Regions from separate parts of the Homo sapiens genome. Here all the other regions are linked to region 2. A link is a loop called in an ENCODE intact Hi-C map of the cell type or tissue named here. Cell type or tissue: IMR-90. All regions are shown on one strand.

The links. A loop is a pair of places that touch in the nucleus more often than their neighbours do. Peaks named below come from ENCODE experiments on the same cell type or tissue, not always from the same donor. Only the 100,000 strongest peaks of a DNase experiment are listed, where the experiment ranks them.
Region 1: a loop joins it to region 2, with 4 times the contacts of the local background. A loop is called at or near these places in 6 of 110 quality-filtered maps.
Region 3: it touches region 2 in a loop (10-fold over the local background); 21 of 110 quality-filtered maps call a loop at or near these places.

Annotation. Positions count from the first base shown.
Region 1 is chr3:73,864,431-73,872,430 of GRCh38, forward strand. LINC02005 (long intergenic non-protein coding RNA 2005) reads left to right here. Exons shown (of 4, transcript NR_146637.1): 3 at 5,346-5,531. Among named protein-coding and RNA genes, the nearest start is that of LINC02005, 59 kb to the left of the region's middle. In IMR-90, a CTCF peak has its summit at 4,457 (motif pointing right); no DNase peak of the experiment used is centred here; H3K27me3 peaks cover 163 bases.
Region 2 is chr3:73,503,692-73,511,691 of GRCh38, forward strand. All of the region lies in intron 3 of PDZRN3 (PDZ domain containing ring finger 3), which reads right to left. Among named protein-coding and RNA genes, the nearest start is that of PDZRN3-AS1, 120 kb to the right of the region's middle. In IMR-90, a CTCF peak has its summit at 4,870 (motif pointing right); DNase peaks (open chromatin) are centred at 250 and 4,890; H3K4me3 peaks cover 315 bases; H3K27ac peaks cover 3,345 bases.
Region 3 is chr3:73,765,027-73,773,026 of GRCh38, forward strand. No RefSeq gene overlaps it. Among named protein-coding and RNA genes, the nearest start is that of LINC02005, 40 kb to the right of the region's middle. In IMR-90, a CTCF peak has its summit at 3,765 (motif pointing left); a DNase peak (open chromatin) is centred at 1,745; H3K4me3 peaks cover 874 bases; H3K27ac peaks cover 1,504 bases.

The sequences.
Region 1 (8,000 bases), 360 kb after region 2:
AGCCAATTAGTGTGTTCTGTTACACCTGCCTTCCATCCTTTCAGCCAGCTCTTCTTCAAATGTCCCAAATTTACTTACTTTAAATATGGAAATATTACTACTGTCAGGATGGCAAAGTTTTTATCCCGCCCCTGTAGTGGACATGACCTTGGATCTGGGATTGGCAAATGTTTTCTGTAAAAAGCCAGATCATAAATATTTTAGAGTTTTCTGGCCATACAGTATTTGTCACAACTACTCAGCTCTGCTTTTGTGAGAGCAGCCATTAACAATAGGCAAACAAATGTGTGTGACTGTGTTCCAATAAAACTTTACTTACAAAAACACCTAGTGGATGAGTTTTAGCTTTAGTTTGCTCACCCTTGCTTTAGAATCAGAATCTTAATTAGTTTTCAATAGTTCAATTTTATAAAGCATCGAGAGCATGTCTATCCAATGAAATGTATCCACAGCTATGGACAAATATGTAATTTTAAATTTTCTGGTAGCCACATTACAAAAAGTATAAAGAAACAGATGAACTTTATGTTAATACATTTTCTTTAGCCAAGTAAATTTGAAATATTATTTCAACATGTAGTCAATACAAAACATCATTAACGCAATATCTTACAGCTATGTATGAAGTTTTTGAAATCTGGTGTGTATTTTGTACTTCTAGTACATCTCAATTCAGTCTAGCCACAATTTCAAGAGCTCTGTGTAGCTCCTGGCTACTGTATTGGACAGTGCAGATTCGTAGCAGGTGTTTTCAACCTTGGCACTTCAGAGACTTTGAACAAAAACGTATTTGGTTAAGGGGGCAGCACAACTCATGATAGGCTATTTAGCAGATGTCTTTGACAACTGTCTATTTGATGTGAGTAGTGCCTTCCCAGTTGTGAAGACCAAAAATATTTCAGACATTCTAAATGTCCCCCAAGGGAAACATTGTACAGTCGGGAGCCATGTATCTAGAATAAGGATTCTAAAACTAGGTCAGTGAATCCCCTGGAACTGAATACAACCTTTAGTGCCTATGTGATTTGGGTCAGGGGTGAAGTGGGGAGGAAAGGGTCTATGGCTTTCTATAACTCCTCAAAGGTGTCTGTGATCCAAAACAGGCTAAGAATCACTGACTGAATAGAAAGAGATGTTAAATTATGCCACTATATGCATATCGCCAATTAGTTCACACCCTAAATACAAGCATTTGCCTGTATTCTTTCAAAATGAAATAAATTCCCATAATGACCTCCCCAAACTTTGATCTTTCTGAACTGTACCATTGCTTTTCTGTCTTGATTCCTTAGTGTTGGAGTACTGACTTTGAACATTTCTCTTCAAGCATTACTTAGCAAGAAAATCCATGAAGGGGTAGATTCTAGTTAAAATATTGCAGTAATGGAGAGGGATTATGTGTAACATTTTAGCAACAGGAGAGTCGTTATTATTTAACTCTTAAGTTGGCAAAATGGAAAGATAATGAGATTGGGAGTCAAGAAACTCACATCTTCTAGGCAGCTGTGTGACCTAGGCTGAGTGAGAATGACCCCCATCCTTTCTCAGAGGGCTCTGAGAAGGAAGGGAGATAACTGGTACAGAGAATAGTAACGTTATTTCCTAAAATAGTTGTTCTGATTCACACTCAAAAGTCTGCTTGCCTATGTCAATCTGCAAACACAGACTGGAGTAGTTTAACTATGATGACAAGGATAATGAAGGTAAGCTATAATTAGCTTTTCCTATTTCCTCTAGATGGTATAAAATATTAGGAAGAGTTGATAAAATCATTAGAATATAAACTATCTCTAGTGGATGTGAGCATCTGAAAACAAAGGTCCTTAACCATCGGCTCCAGTCCCAGGTGATTATTTTCACTGTAATGATACATGCTCTCCCCAAATCTGTGATGCAGGGATGAGGAGACTCACATTCTTTTTGTGCAGTTAAAATTTGTGCACTTTGAATCTGAATTAACTGTGGGTTCTGTGGTTGGATATTACTAAGAGACTTCTAACTATCTGTCCTAATTGAAATACTTTCCTCAATACCAACACATTTCTGTGCCCAAACTGGCTTCCTTGTTTAGTCACATAGATATACCTACTTCTTACTCACTCTCCCAGAGCAAGTTGAGCCACCCTTTGGGCCACAGTTCACATTCAGGAAGGGCTTAGACTATTGATATATAATTTTAGACTTTTTGAAAGCGCCTTTGCAAAATTATGACAGTAAGAGAAATCTGACATAGTTGACTGCATCTTGCTTCTGAACTTTAAGCTGTCCTTTAGTCATTCCTGGGTATATGCCAAGCTAACTTTGGGATGAATTTAATTTATAGTTTATCCTTAAAGCAAGAATGATAATAGCTCTTCCCCAAACTAAACTGCCTTTGTAAAACCAATGAAAATTCACAAGGTTAGAATTATGAGAGGGACCTGAGTTCTGTTAAGATGTTGGTATAGTTAAGTGATAATGAGCTACCGTTTGGAAGTCATGAGATTTGTGACTTCCCTAATTTCTCCTGTAGGTTACATCACTATTGTAGAACCCATGATTTGCCTTTTGAGATTTCTTTTCAGACTTTTGCATTTCTGACAAGCAGCTGACTTCACCAAGACTGGCAACTCATGACCCAACTGGTCCTGTGATCCCCACACAGGCTGACTCAGTGCACAGGGAACATTTTCCACATCCCTGTGATTTCATCCCAACCAATCAACATTCCCCATTCCCTAGCCCCCTGCCTACCACATTATGCTTGCAAAAACCCTAATCTCCAAGCCTTCCGGGAGACTGATTTGAGTGGTAACTATGTCCATGTGGCCAGCCTCGTGTCAATTAAACTCTTTACTGCAATGCTTGCAGTCTCAGTTAATCAATTTGTCCATGCAGTGGGCAGGAAGATGAACCCAGTAGGCGATTACATTTTTTTTTCTTTGCGATGGAGTCTTACTCTGTTGCCCAGGCTGGAGTGCAATGGTGTGATCTCGGCTCACTGCAACCTCTGCCTTCCCAGCTCAAGTGATCCTCCCACCTTAGCCTCCTGAGTAGCTGGGACCACAGATATGTGCCACCATGCCAGCTAATTTTTTGTATTTTTGGTAGAGATGGGGTTTTGCCATGTTGCCCAAGCTGGTCTCAAACTCCTGAGATCAAGTGATCTGCCCACTGCACCTCACAAAGGGCTGGGACTGCAGGTGTGAGCCACCGTGCCTAGCCGCAACTGCATTTTAATGCTATCATATTTTCTCTACAAATTCATACTTATTGTCAGAGAGATGTATTGACAGGATTGAAGAAGAATGACGTCATCATATACTTTCATACCTGTGACCTAGTTCTGGAGCACCCTTCTCTTAGTACACTTAGAGCTAGATTTTTAAAAATAGTCTCTGTAATCATCTTACAAATAAGACAATTATATTGCATTTGTGTCAAAATTATTAACAGGAAAACAGACTCCAATTTCAGAAACAAAATATACCACTAAATATAACTTGGCATTTCTTTATATTTTAATATATCAAGATCCTCAAGAATTTAGAGGGAGTCTGGTCCTCTCTTGATGGCTGACAGGTTTGTCTTCCCCTTCAGACCCAAAGGGAAGTGAGGACATGGATGGATGCTAAAAGGAAGACCCCGGTGGGAGGTGGGGGAAAGCAATGTAGGAGATCAGAAAGGAAACAGAGAGGGCCCAGGGACACAGCATCCTGAGGAGGTCAAGATAAGACTTTTATTATTATTATTATTATTATTATTATTATTTGAGGCAGCGTGTCACTCTGTTGCCCAGGCTGGAGTGCAGTGGCGTGATCTCAGCTCATTGCAACCTCCACCTCCTGGGTACAGGCCATTCTCCTGCTTCAGCCTCCTAAATAGCTGGGCCACCATGTTACCCAGGCTGGTCTTGAACTCCTGGCCTCAAGTCATCCACCTGCCTTGGCCTTCCAAAGAAAAGACTTTAAAATAAGAAAGAAAATAAATGACCCACAGTATGACTAGGACATCCAAAGCTAGACATTTGTCATGTGAAAAACATCAGTATCCTCAGGGCACATTCATATTAACAGGCAGGATAACTGGCATCTCCTCAATGCCCAGGACCTGCGCATTTGGGGATATGTCATTCCTTCCAGCTAAACAGGAAATAATACCATAAAGGAGTTTGATACAACAGGGAAAGGGTGAGGATACAGCCTGAAGATTCTAAAATGCCTGCCCAATATCTTCCTGCCAAGTCATTATAATCTCCTGTGGCTCTCGGTCTTTTTCCAGCCTTACTTTAAAGGCAAACAACCTTTTTCTCTAGCATTTTATGACCATACAGTGTAAAACCAAGTACAGTCTAAAGCCTTTGTGGTTTTATTCCCAACTATTGGGCTCTTAAAAAGTTTGGGCTCATATGTTCAAAAGGCCTGAGAATTGAAACAGAAGACACTTTGAATTTTACTGGATTGAACACTCCATGAAGTTTTGCCACTGGAGGGCACCAGTCAACAACATTAGATGCCAACCATTATTCCTGTCTAAAGTTTTTTCCTAGGAACTTGACTATGGAGTCTAAATAGAGTCCTGTTTCACAGATTAAAGTGGAGCCACTTTATCCTTTCATAATTCAGGATTTCAAAGACCAATTTCTTAGAATAATTGGAAATCACAACATTTCATACTCATTTCTGGAATCAATATTTTTAGCCCAGTTCACATTAACCTAGTAGGTTCCCTCTCAAAAGAAATGACAGGGGAATATTTACCTATAATCGTTTGGCAATTACCGTTTATCATAAGAGGAGATCTGCATGGTCTGACCACAGGAAATGTTGAGTTTAGTAGCGTTTAAGGAATGGTCAAATTCAATACAAATATTTAATTTCATTTAACAAATGTTATTTTCAGCTTGTTTGGGAAATACTTTAATTTGAGACACTTTGAACTAGATATTTTAATGGACATTCCCCTCCACTTCAACTTTTTTTTTTTTTCTTTTTGAGATGGAATCTGGCTCTGTTGCCCAGGCTGGAGTGCAGTGGTGCAATCTTGGCTCGCTGCAACTTCCACCTCCCAGGTTCACACGATTCTCCTGCCTCAGCCTCCAAAGTTGCTGGGACAACAGGCGTGTGTCACCATGCCTGGCTAATTTTTTGTATTTTTAGCAGAGACCGGGTTTCACCGTGTTAGCCAGGGTGGTGGTCTCTATCCCTTGACCTCGTGATCCGCCGGCCTCGGCCTCCCAAAGTGCTGGGATTACAGGTGTGAGCCGCTGCGCCCGGCCTCCCCCCTCAATTTAACATCTAGCCATATCATTCTTGTGTATGAATATTATTATGGGAATAATCAAATCATCCTCTCTGTCTCTATAGGATACCCCATGGTTCTCCTACCACCAGATGCTACTGAGGCTAAACTGACTGGACTGAGGAAAAATATCTGTGGGGAAAACTTTCTTTCAGAATCCAACTTTGAACCAGAGAAATCCATTCTCTTGAAGCTGTCTGCTGTGGAGAAGTTGGCCTTACCAATCTGCCTTTGAAGTTCAAGTTATACAGGTTTGCATTTTTTCCTTATTTTACTCTACACTCTCCACTCTATTTTTCAGATGACTACCTGCTTGTCTTCATGTATTATAATTATTGTTGTTCTGCTTATTATTTCTGCTTACCAGTTTTCTTGGCTCTTTCTAGTTTTTGCTACTCACCTCAGTCTGAACCCATATAAATCTTGGACAGACTAAAATTGCACAGTGGGATCATTTCATTCACATGAGTTTGCCAATATGTGGGTATTAACAGGCAAAGGTGGCTGAGGATGGCGATTTGGGTATTAACTGGTAGCGGTGTCCCTGTGTGTGCTATTTTCAAAGTTTTTGCTGATACTGTAGCATTGGCTCTTATATAACTCAATATCCTCCTACGTGAGAAATTTCTTTTGGTCTACATGTAGGAACTTTGTCTTTAAAAAATCTATTATCTCTCTGAAAACACATGGACGTATAGAGGGGAACAGCACACACTGGGTCCTATCAGAGGGTGGAAGGTGGGAGGAGGGAAAGCATCAGGAAAAATAACTAATGGGTACTAGGCTTAATGCCTGGGTGGGTGATAAAATAACCTGTACAACAAACTGCTGTGACACAAGCTTACCTATATAACAAGCCTGTACATGTATCCTGGACTTAAAAGTTAAAAAAAACTATCATCTCTCAGCTACCTCACAGGGATGTTTTGACATTATATGAATTATGTTAATTAGTGCCAGGACAGTGCCAGGTGCAGACAGTCTCAATAAATATGAGTTTCTTCTCTACTTCTTATTTCTATTTCCTTTTTTTCTTGGTGCCTAGAGACAGATTTTATATCAGAGCAACTGTATTGACCAGAATGACAATTCATTTGCTTTACTCCTCTTTTCTCAAGCTTGCTATTTTACCATATTGTTCTTCTCTTGAAAAAACATTTTTTTAAAGTCGTCTAAATGATTAGGGGCAGAAATAAGTATCTGAAGAAGAAATGTGGTAGCCCCTCCTGGGATGTGGAATCCTGAACAACCCCCAACATGAGAGATCCTTCATGAGAGATTGGGTCAACATGGTATTCTTTCAGGGGAAATCTGTGCCCATATAAATGAATCGTAGCACAGACCTGAGTTCAGATCCTTGCCTTGGCATTTACAACTTGGGTAAACTTGAGTAGAGGGAGAATGAAGAGTTTTGGAACTCCTTTCTCTCAGCTGTACAATGGAGACTAATAACGCTTACCCAATGATATTCCTATGAAGACTCAATAAAATAATAAAAATGTGCTTGATATCATTGTTTTTGTTGTTGTTGTTGTTACTCAACTAGATGGTTACCAAAGGATTGTCTGACTCTGGAGATTTTATAAATGGGATTGCCTAAAATGATAGGTCTGCCCATGATAACCCTTAAACAGCCCCTCTGCTTCACCCAGCTGCTCATCTTCCTGGCCATGCACACATCTTATGCCCCTCTGCACTGGTACTGCAGCTCATAGGATTCCTCCTCATTGGAATCTACAGAGATGATTGACCTCATCTCTCTAAGTCTTTCCCATTGTCTTGAGTCCAACTGACATCATAATTCTACAAAGCATCCTTGTCCCAGAGCAAGAGAACCTGATCTCTATTTCCTATGAATGTTTATCATTCTATTTCCTTCTTGCCGGGTGCAGCTTCCCTGGTTCACTACAAGCCAGGTTCGTTATTTGACTGGCTGTGCTACATGGCATCAGTGAAACACTTACCACAAGACAACTCCTTGACGGTAGAGCCTCTGGCTTTTTCATCTCGATATACCACATACCTAATTCAATGCCTAGCAGAGAAGTCACTCAAAAAACACTGTAAGAATAAGGAAACCACTTATTTGATATTGTTATATATATATATATGTATGTATTTTATGTGCCCATAAGATACTTTGAAGTTCTTTGAAGTCAAGTACTTACACAGAACATTAATGTTAAAAACGAAATTTGGGAAGAATAAAAGCCAGACATTATGTCCTTTTTGGTGGAAGAATACACTACCTATGATGTAGCTTGTCAAAAGGATTGATCCTGAATCTCATCAAGCTTTAGATCCAGCCACAATTTATAGAAAATACAAAGAATAGAGAAACACGTTGATATGGTTGATATTGGCTCTGTGTCCCCACCCAAATCTCATCTTGAATTGTAATCCCCAAGTGTTGAGGGAAGGATCTGGTGGGAGGTGATTAGATCATGGCGGCAGTTTTTCCCATGCTGTTTTTATGACAGTGAGGGAGTTCTTACAAGATCTGATGGTTTAAAAGTGGCAGTTTGCCCTGCACTCTCTCTCCTGCTGCCATGTAAGATGTGCCTTGCTTCCCCTTCACCTTCTGCCATGATTAGAACTTTCCTGAGGCCTCTCCAGCCATGTGAAGCTATGAGTCAATTCAACCTCTTTTGTTTATAAGTTACCCAGTTTCAGGTAGTATCTTTATAGCAGTGTGAAAATGGACTAATACACATATTAAT
Region 2 (8,000 bases):
ATTTATTGTGTCTGAACTCAACTCTCTCAGTGCAACCATGAACGTGCCTTGAGAAACTTGGTAAAAGCTTTGAACTTTTTTGGGGCAGAAAGGTATCACAAACTGAAATTAAACCTAGAATTAAGGCTTTTATACAAAATGTATACAAAGATCAAGTTCTGCTCTCTGACACATAGGAAAGAAAGCAAGAGTGGGGAGGGGGAGAGCCTAAACAGATGTGTTTTTGTATCATGCAGTCGACTTCTGCATCTGAAACGTAACTCAGCGAAACAGAAACCCAGCCATGTGACTCCTTTTCTGTAGAGAATAGAGTTGAACACAGTATCCCGAAGTCACAGGGCATGTGCTAGACATTCACTTATTCATATTTCTGCCTTCTTTATAAACAGAAATTAATATTACACTGCTGTGTATGTGTGTCTGCTTTTCTTGAGTACTTTATTATTCTCTCCAGATGCCCACCTGATGTACCTCATTCTCACAATTAAAACAGTTATATGGTTAAACACACAGGAATAGACTTAGTTAGCATGTGGTGTAACAAATGAACTCACATAAAATTTACATGATTTAATTAGCTGATAATGGGTCATTAATTGAGGGACTGAAGAAAGGAAACATATTCTCTTGGACACATAAAGGCGCCATTCAGGAAGAATAGATTTGTTTTTACTCAGCCCTTCTCAGGAGAACCACCTGTGCAAATACGGGGCTCAAGTCAGATGACAAGCAGGGTTTTTATGGGACCAGGAAGATTTTCATCTCCATGACAACCTTCCTGGTTCCAAACAGAGAATGTTATTTTTCTGGACTCCTCATCTCAGCCACACCAGTGGACTCAATTCGGCCCTGACATGCATCTGAACACTCTTTCTTGGACAGCCATTATTAACCTGGGCTGCTTCTGACAAATCATTTGGTTGGTGATTACAGATCTGACATATTTTGTAATGACTCCATTTTCTGAGGGCTTCATTTTCAAGAAGTGAAATAATGCTGTGACTTAACACCTCCCTGCAACCACAAGCCACTTTCCCATCTCCAAAGTATACCACTTTTTATTAAGGAGGTCTTATACCCACATAAGTCACTAGCTTGTATATATAAAGATAACTGCGTTAGTATCATTTAAGTGCATGTATATGATCTAATTTTTCATTATATTAATTAACAACATAATTGATTGACCTGTGGGGAAATACACAAAAAGGCTTCCTGGGAAATTCTCTCCAAGTAAGTATGGAAAAAGCAAAACAACAATGTTTTCATATGAATGTGCTTGTGATAGGAAAAGGATAGTCTCTGTAGCAACTCCAGCAAGTGCCCTTGGCTCTTTGGAAATGATATTCTATCTAGTTTTTTATTTATAGCCAAATCCCGTTCCTAGTCTAAGATAGTGTGACACCCATGGGAGGTGGCTTGGAATTTGAGAGTATGAGATTACGAAGCTGAAGGCAAAGATTTTGCTTTTTAATTAAGAACTAAACTATACTTTTATACACGATGACATTTTATGTAACTGGTTACCCACGAATAATCATTTGGGAGCACTTCTGATATGAAATTACCCTCTGATTGAGCCCTTTGAGAAAACCCCAGTCCTTAAAGATAGACTTTGCTTCAGGATTCAAGGCACAGAATTAAAAGTCATAGAATTTAATTCACCCAACTATCTTTACTCCATCAAGATTTTTGTTATTGTTTTAGCAGAATCAGACTACAAATACACTGGGTAGAAATAATAATGCAAAAATACCTCTCCCAAACAAAAATTGCAAAACATCAATTGGTTATTCAAATTAAAAAAAACATTTTATTTAACAAACCAGTAGACCTATCAGAAAATCAGGATTTTTCAAATTGTCTACCTTGTGGATGATATTCTATTGAATTTGTCAAGCCTTCGAAGCTTGGAACCTTACAATACGAATTACTATTTGTTTAATATACATATTACTAAGTAACTTGTTTATTAAAGGTCATTTATTTTCATCATCAGAAACTTACTGGGTATCAGAAGAGCACACATATTCAAACTGCATCAGTTTATAGGTGATTTGATATGTCCTCTTGTTTTTTTAAAAAAAAACAGCACATAAAGTCAGTGTGAGGAAAAATAAGCTCTATTTAAAAATTTGAGGCAAAAAATAAAATTGCGCTGGATTAGAGACCCCCAACCGACTTTCCAACCAATCCCTCTGTAATAAGCACAGAGGAGGCACTCAACCATCTTTTGGATGGTCAAGTGAACTCATTTAAATATGACAAGTATCCCCCCTAAGACTCCCATGAATCAACACAGCCACAAACCATGGAACTCAGGTACGGGCAGGTAGAGAGCAGGTAGAAAAAAAATAAAGGAAATGGTGTCCACTGTGATCCCCTCCATCCATGTGAAACTCATTATCTCTGCACTGAGATAAAATACACAAGATATCCTCAGAACAATTTCAAGTCTGAATATCAACATAAGCAGAATAACAGGGTGCAGGTGGTACCTCAGGGCTGAGAGAGCACAGGCCCCAGGGCTGGTCAGGTTGATCTTGCAACGTCCGTTTCTGAAGTCGGGCCTGGGCAGGATAACAGTTTTCTGATCATATAATTAATGATTGGCATCTCCCAGTCTCAGGAAAAGGCAAACCATATTCAGGGAATAAATGTGTACAACAAAGATGAAAAGGTTGACATCTTTAATACAAATAAAGCTTTTCTACATCAATAAGAAAAAAGATAAACAGCCCAGCCCAGTAACAGGGAACATAAGCAACTGCACCAAAGAAGAAATACAATTGGCTAATGAAAAAGAAAATAAAATTCAATCCAACTAGATAACAATCAGCTACTCAAATAATCTAGTGCCACTTTTTACTCAACAACATGGCCAAAGTTGAAAATAACCCTGTATTATGGAAGGGGCAGGGAAAAGACTTACTCGAATATGATCTGTGGGAAAGCAATAGTCACAACTTTTCTGGAGAGATATCTAAAATGATGACACAAATATTCCAATTCTAGAAATTTTTCTTAAGGAAAACATAAGTTAATGGAAGGATTTACATATAATTATCTTCAGGCACGGTGGCTCATGCCTGTAACCCCAGTACTTAGGGAGGTTGACGCAGGAGGATGGCTTGAGCCCAGGTTGAGGATGCAATCAGCTATGACTGTGCCACTGTACTCCAGCAGCCCAGGTGACCATGTCTCAAAAAAAAAAAAAACAAAAAAACAAAAAAAACTTCAACCCAGCATTGTTTTTAATGGTAAAAATAACCATAGTAATAGGTGAGGTAAATTGCATCACAGCCAGCACAGGCATAGGTTGAATACTACATAGCCATTAAAAGCCCTGAGGCTGAAAAACTACCTAATGACAAAATATTGTTTGTGGAACACTGCAAAGTAAAAGTAGGCAACAATACACTCAGAAAATGATCTCTTTTTAAAAACATTTATGCACACATATAAGCATAGATTTCATTCTCATTTTTTTTTTTGAGACGAAGTCTCGCTCTTGTCCCCCAAGCTGGAGTGCAATGGTGAGATCTCAGTTCACAGCAACCTCTGCTTCCCGAGTTCAAGTGATTCTCCTCCCTCAGCCTCCCGAGTAGCTGGGATTACAGGCACCTGCCACCATATGCCTGGATAATTTTTGTATTTTTAGTAGAGATGGGGTTTCACCATGTTGGCCAGGCTGGTCTCAACTCCTGACCTCAGGTGATCCGCCCGCCTTGGCCTCCCAAAGTGCTGGGATTACAGGCGTGAGCCACCGTGCCCGGCCATTTCATTCTCATTTTCTACCACCCCCTCATGAAGCACACGTAAGGCATAGGTATTTTTCTGTATTGTGAGATGACAGGTTACTTCTCACTCTGAGCTTTCCAGTGCTTTTAGAAATGAAACTGTATCACTTCTGTAACTTGGAGAAGTTATGGAGTTTGACAATGTCAGGTCTAATTAGAATCAGCCATATGAGAAATCACTACTGGCAGCTGAACACTTGGCAAAGAAAAGATGTATTTAAATGAAGCCTTAGTGGAGATCTAAAACTGCATACTAAAGGAACTCTCAGGTATTGGCAATTGTAAGTCAGACTCGCTAACAAAAATTCTGAGATGCAGCTGGCCGGGCGCAGTGGCTCACGCCTGTAATCCCAGCACTTTGGGAGGACGAGGTGGGCGATCATTTGAGGCCAGGAGTTCCAGACCAGCCTGGCCAACATGGTAAAACCCCGTTTCTACTAAAAATACAAAAATTAGCCAGGCATGGTGGCACGTGCCTGTAAACCCAGCTACTTGGGAGGCTGAGGCACATGAGAATGGCTTGAACTCAGGAGGTGAAGGTTGCAATGAGCCGAGATTGTGCCATTGCACTCCAGCCTGGGTGACTGAGACGGTCTCAAAAAAAAAAGAGATGCAGCTATTACCAGCCCTGTTCCCACTCTTCACAATAGGCTTGGCTATCGACTAGAAATGTACTTCAAAAAACCTCTCTTCCCCGGCACATGCTGGACACCCTTGCTGAGCAGCAGCCACCACCATACAACCCCTCCCATAGTGTTGCCTTGAACAAGGAGCAAGGCCTCAGCAAAGTAATTTTCAAGGAAGACCTCCCTCCACCTTTGGTCCTCAGAGCTTCGTGCATAAACTCAGTCCTGCACTGTTCTTCAGAAATCTGGAAACAGCAGTGAAGACATAAAGGAAAACCCTGGGAGTGAAAGAAGAAAAGTCAACCGAAGTTTCTCCTTGCAGAATTCTGTCATCGTGATGGCCAATTTCACCTTGGAGCAATGCAACAGATGATGGTGCCTCCAACTGGGACCTGCCGTGCAGCTCCTCGGGCAGGAGACTATCAGTGACTTAAGGGACCACTAGGGGGCGATTTAGGAGTGAACAGTTTTCTATCCTTAAGAAAGATAAGCCAGGAAGCCTTAATTTCCAACCTTAAGTCACTGGAGGGTATTAGCTCCCAGGTAAATCCTGTTTTTAATTTTAACTATAAATGTAAACAGGGTCTTTCATTTTAACTTCTCCAGAAATGTAAACGTGGAGAACTTTCTGAAAGAGATATGTGAAAAGGCAGGGTATGGCACACAAAATTGATACATTGGAAAATAAATATTTTTTCTCTCCCCTGTCCACTTCCCTAGCCATAACCAAGGCCCTCTCATACAAAAACCAAAAAAGAAAAATAAACCTCTGGCAACAGAGCCCCTAGTGTCCCTTTGAGGTTCTATTTATATATTATGCCTATGGTTTATCCAGACAGGCCTAAAACGTCTCTGCAGCAGCAAAGACAATTTCCCCCACCCAGGCTCTCAGCATTTATCTGTAAGCCTCACGTGGCAATTAGTTACTTACTGTGTAGTGAGGGCTCTGGTGTTGGTGTTTAACTCTCCTAAGCTGCCTTAAATCCTTTGTGGAAGGAGGCAAGATATAAATAGTAGTTTTTAAAACACACAGGCTTACTCTGTTATTTCCATTTCTTATGTGTTTTGACTTTTCCTTTTTTACTTTCCAAGCCCCCCGTGAGGAAGTGACTTTGCCCTCATAATCACATTGGAAACCAGCCATCTGGAGATGGGATGGTCTCAGGGCAACACGCTCACTAAGCATCTACCATGCAACAGGCACAGGAAAGGGCGGACCCAGGAGGACGCAGACCCATGCGGTCTCAGCCCTTTAGGTGCAGAAATTGGACCTCTGTCTGTTTGTCCTGTAATTTCTCCAACATGTGGGCACTAGGCTGATCATTTCATCTCCCCTGGCTCAGTTTCCTCTTCTATAAAAACAAGGTCATTGAAAGAGATGGTGGCTCATGTCCCTTCTGGATCTCCCAGTGCTATGGCTCAAAGGGGCGTTCCCTCAGTACTCAACTAACGTACTGACAAACTAGGCTTTCAGTCTTGGAGGGCAAGAAGTATCTCTCACCTGAGATCCTGCAGGAAAGTCACAGCAAAATTTAATTTTAAATTGGAGATTCAGGCTTTTAGGCCTTTCCAAGGAAAACAGCCTCTTCTCTTACTGCCTAAGCAACTCCTAGCAGTAACTTTCAACTCTGATTGAATAATCAATTCTTGCCCAAAGACGCCTGAGTAAATACCAAACAGACAACTTCCTGCCTTGAATCCTGGCACGGGCGGGCGGCTCTTCTCTGTGACTTCCCTGAAAACCCACTGCAAATGTTTCCACCTGGGGAAATCAGGGGCTGAGGCCTCCAGCCACCCTTTCCTTGAAAGCAATCGTTGCAAATGTTTTGAAAACAACGGATTATCTTTAAAGAAGCAGTAACAACAGAAAGCCATTTGTTTCTTCTACCATGACTGATTCATCTGTCGTACACTGGAGGTTGGGGGTGGAGGAGGAGAGGCCCTCAAACAAATGTTTCCTATCAGTGGCAAGTATTTTGATAATCAGGAAAATACCAAATAGATTTGCAACCAGCTTGGTAAACTACTTAGCTTGAGGATTCAACAGGATCCCTACTGCACGCTTTCTGCCTCCTGTAGCTAACTCTGTCCATTTTTGTGTCACGTAATTCTTCAGCCAGAACTCAAGCACGACCGTAATAAATATAGTTCATGGGTATGTAAAACTAGTGCTCCTTATGTACAACCTTTTACGTCTGGTCTTGCCTGGAAACTGGTGGCTCCATTTCTAGATCTCTACCCGAGAAGAAACACTAGCACATATACACGCACAAGGAAAAAGGTCTATGAAGGCTCGCAGCACCATTGCTTGGAAAAGCAAAAAAGCTGCAGTCTAAATATCCAGTTATAGGGGAATAAATAAAGCATGTGCTCTATGCCAGTGAAGAGGCCTGAGTCAGAAGGAAATTTAAAAGACCACATAAGCACAAAATACAGAAGGAAAGAAAACATAACATTCATAGAGATCGACTCCTGCAGTGGGGAGGAGGCTGGTTTGGAGCTTGGAGTCAAGGAGGTAGATCCAAGGACAGCTTTAATTATATATGCATAGTCATCTCCCCCTTATCCTCTAGGGATATATTGCCCAGGGCCCAAATGCATGCCTGAAACCACAGATGGTACCTAACCCTACAAACATTTTTTCCCTATACATAAATACATATGATAAAGTTTAATTTATAGATCAGGCACAGTAAGAGATTAACAATAAAATAGACCAATTAAAACAATATACTGTAATAAAAGTTATATATGCATGTGGTCTCTTTCTCAAAATACCTTATGATAGGTACTATACTCATCTATTTTCAGACCATGGTTGACCACAAGCAGCTGAAACCTTGGACAGAGAAACCGTGGCTGGGGGGACCACTGAAATACTCTACAGTTCTGACATGAAAATATGAAGGAAAAATATTCAGATATCGCTTTTAACATATACAAAGGGAGAAAACAAAACACTGAAGGCAGAGGCGGCAAAATGTTACCAGTGGCTACTTTTTTATGGCAGAAATATGGTGACTTCATTTCTCTTTCATGCTTTTCTCTATTTTTCACCCCTCTCTTACCCCCAGTAAAAAACAATTAAGCAAGCCTGTAACCCATCGTGGTCTCTGACACTCTCACCATCAGGGAAAGTGAAGTCTACTGAAGAAGGCTCCCGCCAACCCAAAAACAGAAAGGCCCAAGCAGGAAGCGGGACGACTCTCTTAGCCCTTTGTTGTCCATGCTAGAAAAAAGATCATCCTTTATAAAACGCCTCTACTCCAGCCCTGGGTGTCGGCTGGGCCCCCCGTCTGCATCCTCTAGAGCTGGGTTTCCAGGGGGTGAACGTGGTGGGATTTCACATGTGGTTTTGCTTGTGCATTTGGACATTCTTTGTGGGGCAAGCTTTTCCCTTCTTATTTTCTGACTGCTCCTAGAGAAGATGATTTGCTGCACGCCTCCCCCTACAATCCCAACCCGGAGCCAATGAGGGGAACAGATCTGGGGATGGAGGCAGATAATGGCAGCATTTCTCACTGCCCTAAAGTACCGTCCACCACGCCAGCAGACAAAGCGGGGCATGTTGTAA
Region 3 (8,000 bases), 260 kb after region 2:
CGTGGAGAAATTTGTTGGTGAGAATGTAAAATGGGGCAGCAACTATGGAAAATGGTATGGAGGTTCTTCAAAAAATTAAAAATAGAAATACCATGTGGTCCAGTATCCCACTTCCATATATTTATCCAAAAATGTTCAATTAGTATCTCAAAGAGATATTAGCACTCTTATATTCATTGCAGCACTATTCACAGTCACCAAGATGAAGAAACAATTTCAATGTTCATCTATGGATGGATACATAAAGAAAATGTGGTATACACGCACAATGGAATATAATTCATCCTTAGAAAAGAAGGAAATTCTGCCATATGTGACAATATGGATGAAGCTTGAGGACATTATGCTACGTTTAAAAAGTTAGTCACAGGAGGACAAATACTGCATGATACCACTTACATGAGGTATTTAAAATAGTCAAACACAGAAGCCAAGTGTAGAATGGTGGTTGCCAGTGGTTGGAGAAATTGGGAAATGGGGGGTGTTTGCTATTCAGTGGGCATAAAATTTCAGTTATGCATGATGAATAAGTTCTAGAGATCTGCCATACAACATTGTGCCTGTAGTTAACAATATTCTACACTAAAAAATGTGTTAAAAGTGTAGATCTCATGTTAAATGTTCTGACCACAATGAAAACAAAAGTTTGCTTAGCATTATAGCCTCTAGCTCCATCCTTGTTGCTGCAAAGGACATGTTCTTTTTTATGGCTGCATAGCTTTCCATGGTGTATATGTAACAGGTTTTCTTTATCCAGGCTGCCATTAATGGGCATTCAGGTGGATTCCATGTCTTTGCTATTTGTGAATAGTGCTGCAATGAACATCTACATGCAACCAAACCTATTCAACATGGGACTGGAAGTCTCAGCCAGAGCAATCAGGCAAGAGAAAGCCTGGATATACCATTTGTACTTAAGGAAACTGAAAATGTGAGAGTAGAATAATCATCCCTTCTGGCTTGGCAATATAGTCATCACCTTGTGTGACACTGTAATGACAAAATCCATACCTAGCACCACAATGGAACACTTCCTGTGTGTGCCAAGCTCTGTGCTAGGCACCCAGGTGACGTAGCTCACATAATTTCAAAATGACCCGGTGGGGTAGACCTGAAATTTCCTGTTTTTTTCAGATGAGGAAATGGAAGCTAAAAGGAGTCAAGCAATGTATCTAAGTTGCCAAGCTAGCATTTCTAAAGAGAGTTGTTTAATGCCGAAACTTGATTTTTAAAAACCACGCCCTATTGCATCACCATTAAAACGAGGATTTGGACTTGACCCTTGGTGCCAGCTTCCCTTTCTAAGAGGGCTGATAAAGAGATAGAGATTGAGTATCAAGTGGGTGTGCATTGTGACTAATGAGGGTTCTCCTTTGTCAAATGGCATCACATGGAAAGTATGAAGTGTTGTCACACAAATAATTGGCCACCCAGGAGGGAGGGAGTAGGAGAACTCTTTTGCTTGTCAGAGTCCTGGATGGACTCTTCTAGATTCTCTTGGTAACTCTTTACCAGGAAGAGTCTTGAGTACGTTTTCTATTTCAGAAAGATGGCTGCTAAAATTATCTGGGTTAAGAATGTGACAGAATTCTGGCCCCAGAGCATTTGGTATGGAAATAAACAGCAGAGCTGATTATCTCTATTCAAGCTTAAATAAAACCATATGAAGAGCTCAGCTGGATTCCTCCCCCACCATCCCCACCTCACCTCTTATGAAAGACCAGCAATTCTTGGAACATCTATTACAACAGGGCTTTTTTTTTTTTTTCTCCTTTCTCTTTTTTCTCCTCTGAAAAAGGCCCTTGTAATCCCAGCTGTGGCTGCAAGTCAGCGTATGCCTCCAACTCTTTCCCAAATGTTTTCAGGCTAGAGAAATCCCAAACACATTTCCACCAAACCTCCTCCTTCTGAAATTTTGAAAGTGTGGACATTTTCAGAAATGTAATCGGGATGATTAGGATTCATTTGTGCTTTGCTCATCAAAGTTTTATTTTGCAAGAGCCATTTGATGTCAAGTAAGTTTTTTTAGTCCCCTCCACCCTCCTTCGCCAAGTCTTTTATCTTAGAACCAGGAAGTCACATTTTGCCAGCCGACTATGAACTAACTAACCACAAAAAGTTGGAGATTGGTTCAAAGCACAGGATTCATGAGGCTTGAATATGTTCTAACCTTGGCAGAAGGCGTTCCTCACTCATTTGGGGGTAACGTGTCCACGGGGGGCTGGAGGGGGAAGCTGTGTTACTGGGGACATGGCTGGTGGGTTGTTCTCACAGTCTGAGGTCTGTGTGAGGAAAGTAGCCTTGTTCTGGAAGGTACTTAGTTTCATTTTCCACTCAGATACAGTTATGGAAAGTTGTGAAAAGAATCATTCTCTCTGCTCCCTCTCCCTGTGTTTAGGCATAAGAAGGGTCACTTTTCTCTTACACTAGGAAAAGAAGAGCTGACCCATATTGACTGTCTGCTGTATACACTCAAAATCTAGTTTGTGATTCTCTCTTCTTAGTTTCATCTCCTTCCATGTAACCTTCCTCAATCCTCAGTCTTTATCCTTCCACAACGTAAAACAGCTCACATTTCCTAAATACCTTGTTGTTTTTTTTGTCTTTCTTAATATGTTTACACATGATCAAAAGTGGACCCTTTCTTCCTCCCCTTAAGTCTTCCTGAAAACATCTTGACACTCCTCAGACTACTTTTTATCATCTTTTGTGTAAAGGCTTCCATTAAACTCTTATATATATCTGTATTTAGTGTAGACTTTCTTTGACACCACTGGAAAGAGTTTATCCTCCCCAGTTTGTTTGATCTGTTTATATATTCGTCTCTGATAGCACTTTTCAAATGGGTGGTAAACTCCTGAGTCCATTTCGCTTTTAGATCAGTGCTATCCAATAGGACTTTCTGCAATAATGGAAATGTTCTGTATCTACATATCCAAATGTTCCAAATCTGTACAGTCATAGCCACTACTCACCTATGGCTATCAAGCACTTGAAATGTGACAGTGCACCTGAGGAACTGAATTTTTAATTTAAATTTTAATTAATTTAAATTCAAATGGCTGCATGTGGCTAGTAAATACTCTATTGGAAAGCACAGCTCTAGACTGTGTCCTTCTTCAGGCACTGATTCTCTGTGCTTGACACAATGCTTGGCACATAGTAGGGGCTCAGGAAATATTTACTGAATCCAACTAGTGTATATACTTACGGCAATAATCCTGCTGGGCAGATATTACTAACTCTAGTAATTTCATCTTTGTATACCAAAACAAGCCAAACCAAAATGAAATGGAATAACAACCGAACGTGGCTCAGTGAAGTTCAGTAATAGAATTGGGATGTGAATGACAATCTGTTTAAAATAAATCCTCTGACCTTTCTGTTCCCATGGGCAGTGCTTTGGTACCTGTGAGTACATTTGTATGTAAGTGGTTGCACATGCAAGATAGGAGGAGACAACATTTCATAGAACAGCTAATTGTCTCCATACAATTAGACATGCAAAGATTTGCTCGTATAAAAGCCAATAGAAAGAAATAAAAAGAGGGAAGCTGGCACACTGCTAATACAGCTTTAGTATTGTGCAAAGACTTAAAGGGTATATTGGCTAAATGGATCTCTTCTAAAAGAGAAGAACTGCATCATAAAAGAAAGGTTACAACAGCCAACAAATTGGGCAGCTGCTATGCAATTTGTGATTGTTAACTTTCAAATGTTGATAGCCTCTGAGTTGGCAGATGATTAAAATGGTGGAGGTAATGCTGACATCTTCTGGTGATCAGTCACAGTTAACTGGTATTTCAGAATGTTAAAAATTCCAGAAACTGGGCAATCATAGTTAACCGAGCCTTTTAATTTACCATTACTTAAACTTACGCATTAAAAATAGTTCCAAAATTATTTTAAATTTGAAAAAGAAAACATTATCATGCTTCAAAATTTGCTTTTTTGAAATTTTTGAAATCCAACCATCTGGAGTTTTTCAACTCCTTCTCCTCATTTAGCCTAGCTTGCCTGCTGAAACAATCTGATAACATTTTTAGTTGGCTTTCCTCTGATTCACGTTCTATCTCCTGACAAATGATTGCATTATGCTGTATTCTGATGGGACTACATATAATCATGGAGCCTGATACAATCTGTAGAGTTCCTTCCTGTCTGGATCAAATCTATTTTTAGATTTGTGTTGAAGGGTGCACCTGAAGACACGCAGTTGGGCCAAACTTTGGGATTTTGTGATTGCACTGAGTCAGATACTCCTCATTTAAAGAAGTCTTTTTAATTTTTAAATTTTACTTTAAGTTCTGGGATACATGTGCAGAACGTGGCGGTTTGTTACGTAGGTAAACATGTGCCATGGTGGTTTGCTGCACCTATCAACCCGTCACCTAGGTATTAAGCCCCACATGCATTAGCTATTTGTCCTGATGCTCTCCCTTCCCTCACCCCGCTGCCTACAGGTCCCGGTATGTGTTGTTCCCCTCAGTGTGTCCATGTGTTTTCATTGTTCAGCTCTCACTTATAAGTGAGAACATGTGGTGTTTGGTTTTCTGTTCCTGTGTTAGTTTGCTGAGAATGATGGCTTCCAAAGAAATTTTTAAGAGAGCTACAGTTACAACAAACTGGGATACATTAATAGTATCTGTCAGAAATTAGAAGTCATGCTCCCATCTTGCTCAGCCATGAGTTTTCAAAAAGCAAAATGGGACATGGGATTTTGACATACTATTAGTTGGGCTTTCTTCAGAAGGAGCTACACTTCGTCTAGTGATTTTATAGTAAGAATCACATTGAATATTCCTCTGTTTCTACATGGGTAGGGTACTGGGAGTAAGAGAAGCAATATGAACCTTCAGAAGTAGATGAACAAGAGAAAAGAAGCATTTGTATTATGTCTGGTTCATATATAGATTATATATGCAGATATGGGCTTCAGTGGACTTGTAGTGACAGTTGGTAGGAAGCCCATCCCATCATCAAACTTCTCCACTCCCAGGGTTCCCCTTCCTGCAGGATCCAGCTGCCTCAATGGGTCATTGCTCAACCTTCAAGCATTCATCAGTCTTCGATCTAAGCAGTTCTTTGGATATACCCTACTAGGGATTAATTACAATGATGCATACTCACTCATTCTTTGATTCAACTATTCATTCAACAAACATTGTTGAATACATACTGTCTGATATGGTGCTAGGGACACAAAATAGAAGGAGAAATGTTCCCTGACTACAGAGAATGCATTGCTTCATCTTATATATACTGTATATCATTAATGAACCTTTTTTGTATGCCAGGTACTATGCTGAATATTTTATAACTATTATATTAGTGATTCATTTGTTTAACAATATTTACTCAGGGCCTGATCTGTGTCAGTCATTGTGCTGAGTGCAAAGACGAAATGGTACCAAATTAGATATGGTTCCTTGTCTCATGAATAATTGCTGTCTACTGAGGAAAGCAGACAAGTAAACTAGAGATTACAACATGGTTTGTTTAACTTTTGCAATTCATCTTGGCCACTCAGCATTTGATTACCTTTCTATACTGAGAAATCCCTTTTCTTATCATTCTGAGGTGGGGGCAAAGACCTCCTCCAACTATAAAAGCTAAAAATACTGAGTATTTTCTCCTAGCATCCCTTGCAGCTATGTCACAGGCATGTGACACAGGTTTTGCCAATCAGACGGCATCTTGCTAGACTTTGAGTAGGGGCCTGGTACCTCAAGGAATGGAGCAGGCATTTAATTTTTCTGATGGTGACTGTGACGGGTGAGGCAATTTCCTCATCAGAATCTCTCAGAAGCATGGTTTTAGATGTTTTTTTTTTTCTGGTGATTTCTTCAGCCTTTCCAGAGATGCTAGGGCCCTCATTACTCATTTCATAACTCCTTTTCTTTTGGATCTGAGTCACTTTCTGTTGTTAAAAGTAGGTACCCTGATGATGCCCACTGTGACATGGAAAAGACTGGGTGTGATCTCATCAGTGTGCAGGAATTACTGCCTTCCTACACCAAGTGACATCTACACTTGCATCATAAAGACTAGTAGGAATTATCCAGGTTAAAGGTACTGGAAGAAGAGGGCTGACAAAAGGAAAGCCCAGGGTAATCCTCTGAGGTGGGAATTCTTAGGTCTATTTTACATATGAGGAAACTGAGGCCAAGGAGTAACAAATCCTGGACTGACTGTAGAGTCCCTGAATTTACCCACTATGGTTCTCTTCCAATTGAGGCCTAGAAATATATTTATGCCAATGGCTTGCAGTACGATTTTTGAAAAACTCTTTATTTTGAAGCGGACATATACAAAAAAGTGTCTAATACATAAATGTAAAGCACAATAATTTTATCTTAAAAAGAATACCTTATAACTGCCACTGAGATTAAAGATGTAGAATGCTCTGGGCACTGCAGAAGATTCTCTATGGCCCCCTTCCAATCAATACCCTTCCTTCCTCCTCAGGGGTAACCACAATCCTGACCTTTTTTTTTTTTTTTTTGAGATGGGAGTCTTGCTCTCTAGCCCAGGCTGGAGTGCAGTGGTGCTATCTCTCTCACTGCTACCTCCGCCTCCCGGGTCCCGGTTCAAGCAATTCTCCTGCCTCAGCCTCCAAGTAGCTGGGATTACAGGCATGTGCCACCATACCCAGCTAATTTTTGTATTTTTAGTAGAGACGGGGTTTTACCATGTTGGCCAGGCTGGTCTTGAACTGACCTCGTGATCCACTCGCCTCGGCCTCCCAAAGTGCTGGGATTACAGGCATGAGCCACCGGGCCCGGCCACCACCACCTTGACTTCTAACAGCATAGTTTTGTTTGTACCTGGTTTCGACCTTTGTATAAAAGGAATAATCTCTTTTATAGTTAATGGATGTTTGATTACTTTTAGCTTATGGAAATTATAAATTTATTGCTAAGGACATTCTCATACATGTTTCTTGGTGTATGTGTGATAAAACTTGTTGAACATATACCTAGGAGTGGAATTGCTAGGTCATAGTGCATACACTGTTCAACTTTAGTAGATAATGCCCAGTAGTTTTCCAAAATTATTATACCAATTTAAGTTTCCACCTACAGCTTTTGAAAGTTTCAGTTTCTCCACATCCTGCACAACATTTGGTATGGTGAATCTTTTTAACTTTAGCCATTCTGGAGGGTACAGGGCTATCCTGTTGTGATTTTAATTTGCATTTCCCTGATGACTAGTGATGTTAAGAAACTTTCCATATGTTTACTGGCCATTTCCATGGTACTATTTATCAGATGGCCACTTCTTGGCATATATTTCAGGGTTAAGTGCCTTAAGGATGAATAGATATGGTTTCCAAAATTAGTGCAGTCATTTTTTTCAGCTGTCTGAGTTCATGGATTTTATTATTTCTTTAACATAGACACCCTGTAGATTTGTGGGGTTCTGTTCTTTCTCACAAAGTTGCTCTCTTCGTGCAAACTTTCTATATGTGGAGTTGGTTTAATAAATGTAAAAAGTCAAGGAAAGACTACAGGGAAAGCCAATTGAAGACTCTTGGCTGGGTCACTAATGGTCTCTTGGATGTTGTGTGGTGAACATTGGCCTAGACAGTATTTGTATTTTCCCACACATTTACTGGGTAAAAGTCTCAATGGACATGTTACTGTGAATTTACGATACTCTTTGAGGGGTTTGGGTTAGTTCTGTAATAAAAATTCTGGCATATGGAGACGTATGTCTGGTTCCCACACATTTGAGGCTAGAGAGCATATAACTACATTTTCTTAAGGTCAGCTTACTGATGTCTCTGAAGATAAAAGGCACCTTCTGATTGAAGGCCTGCTCTGAAAATATTCTTGGCAAAGGATTTCTAAGTTCCATTCTCTTGAGATGATCAAATTGAATTCTGTTTTGTCTGTTGTTTTGACAAACTCACTTTGGCAGGGACAAGGGTGTATTGCAGGCCTTTCTGCTTTAATTTCAAGATTTTATGGTCAGAAGCAAGGAGACAACTGCAATCA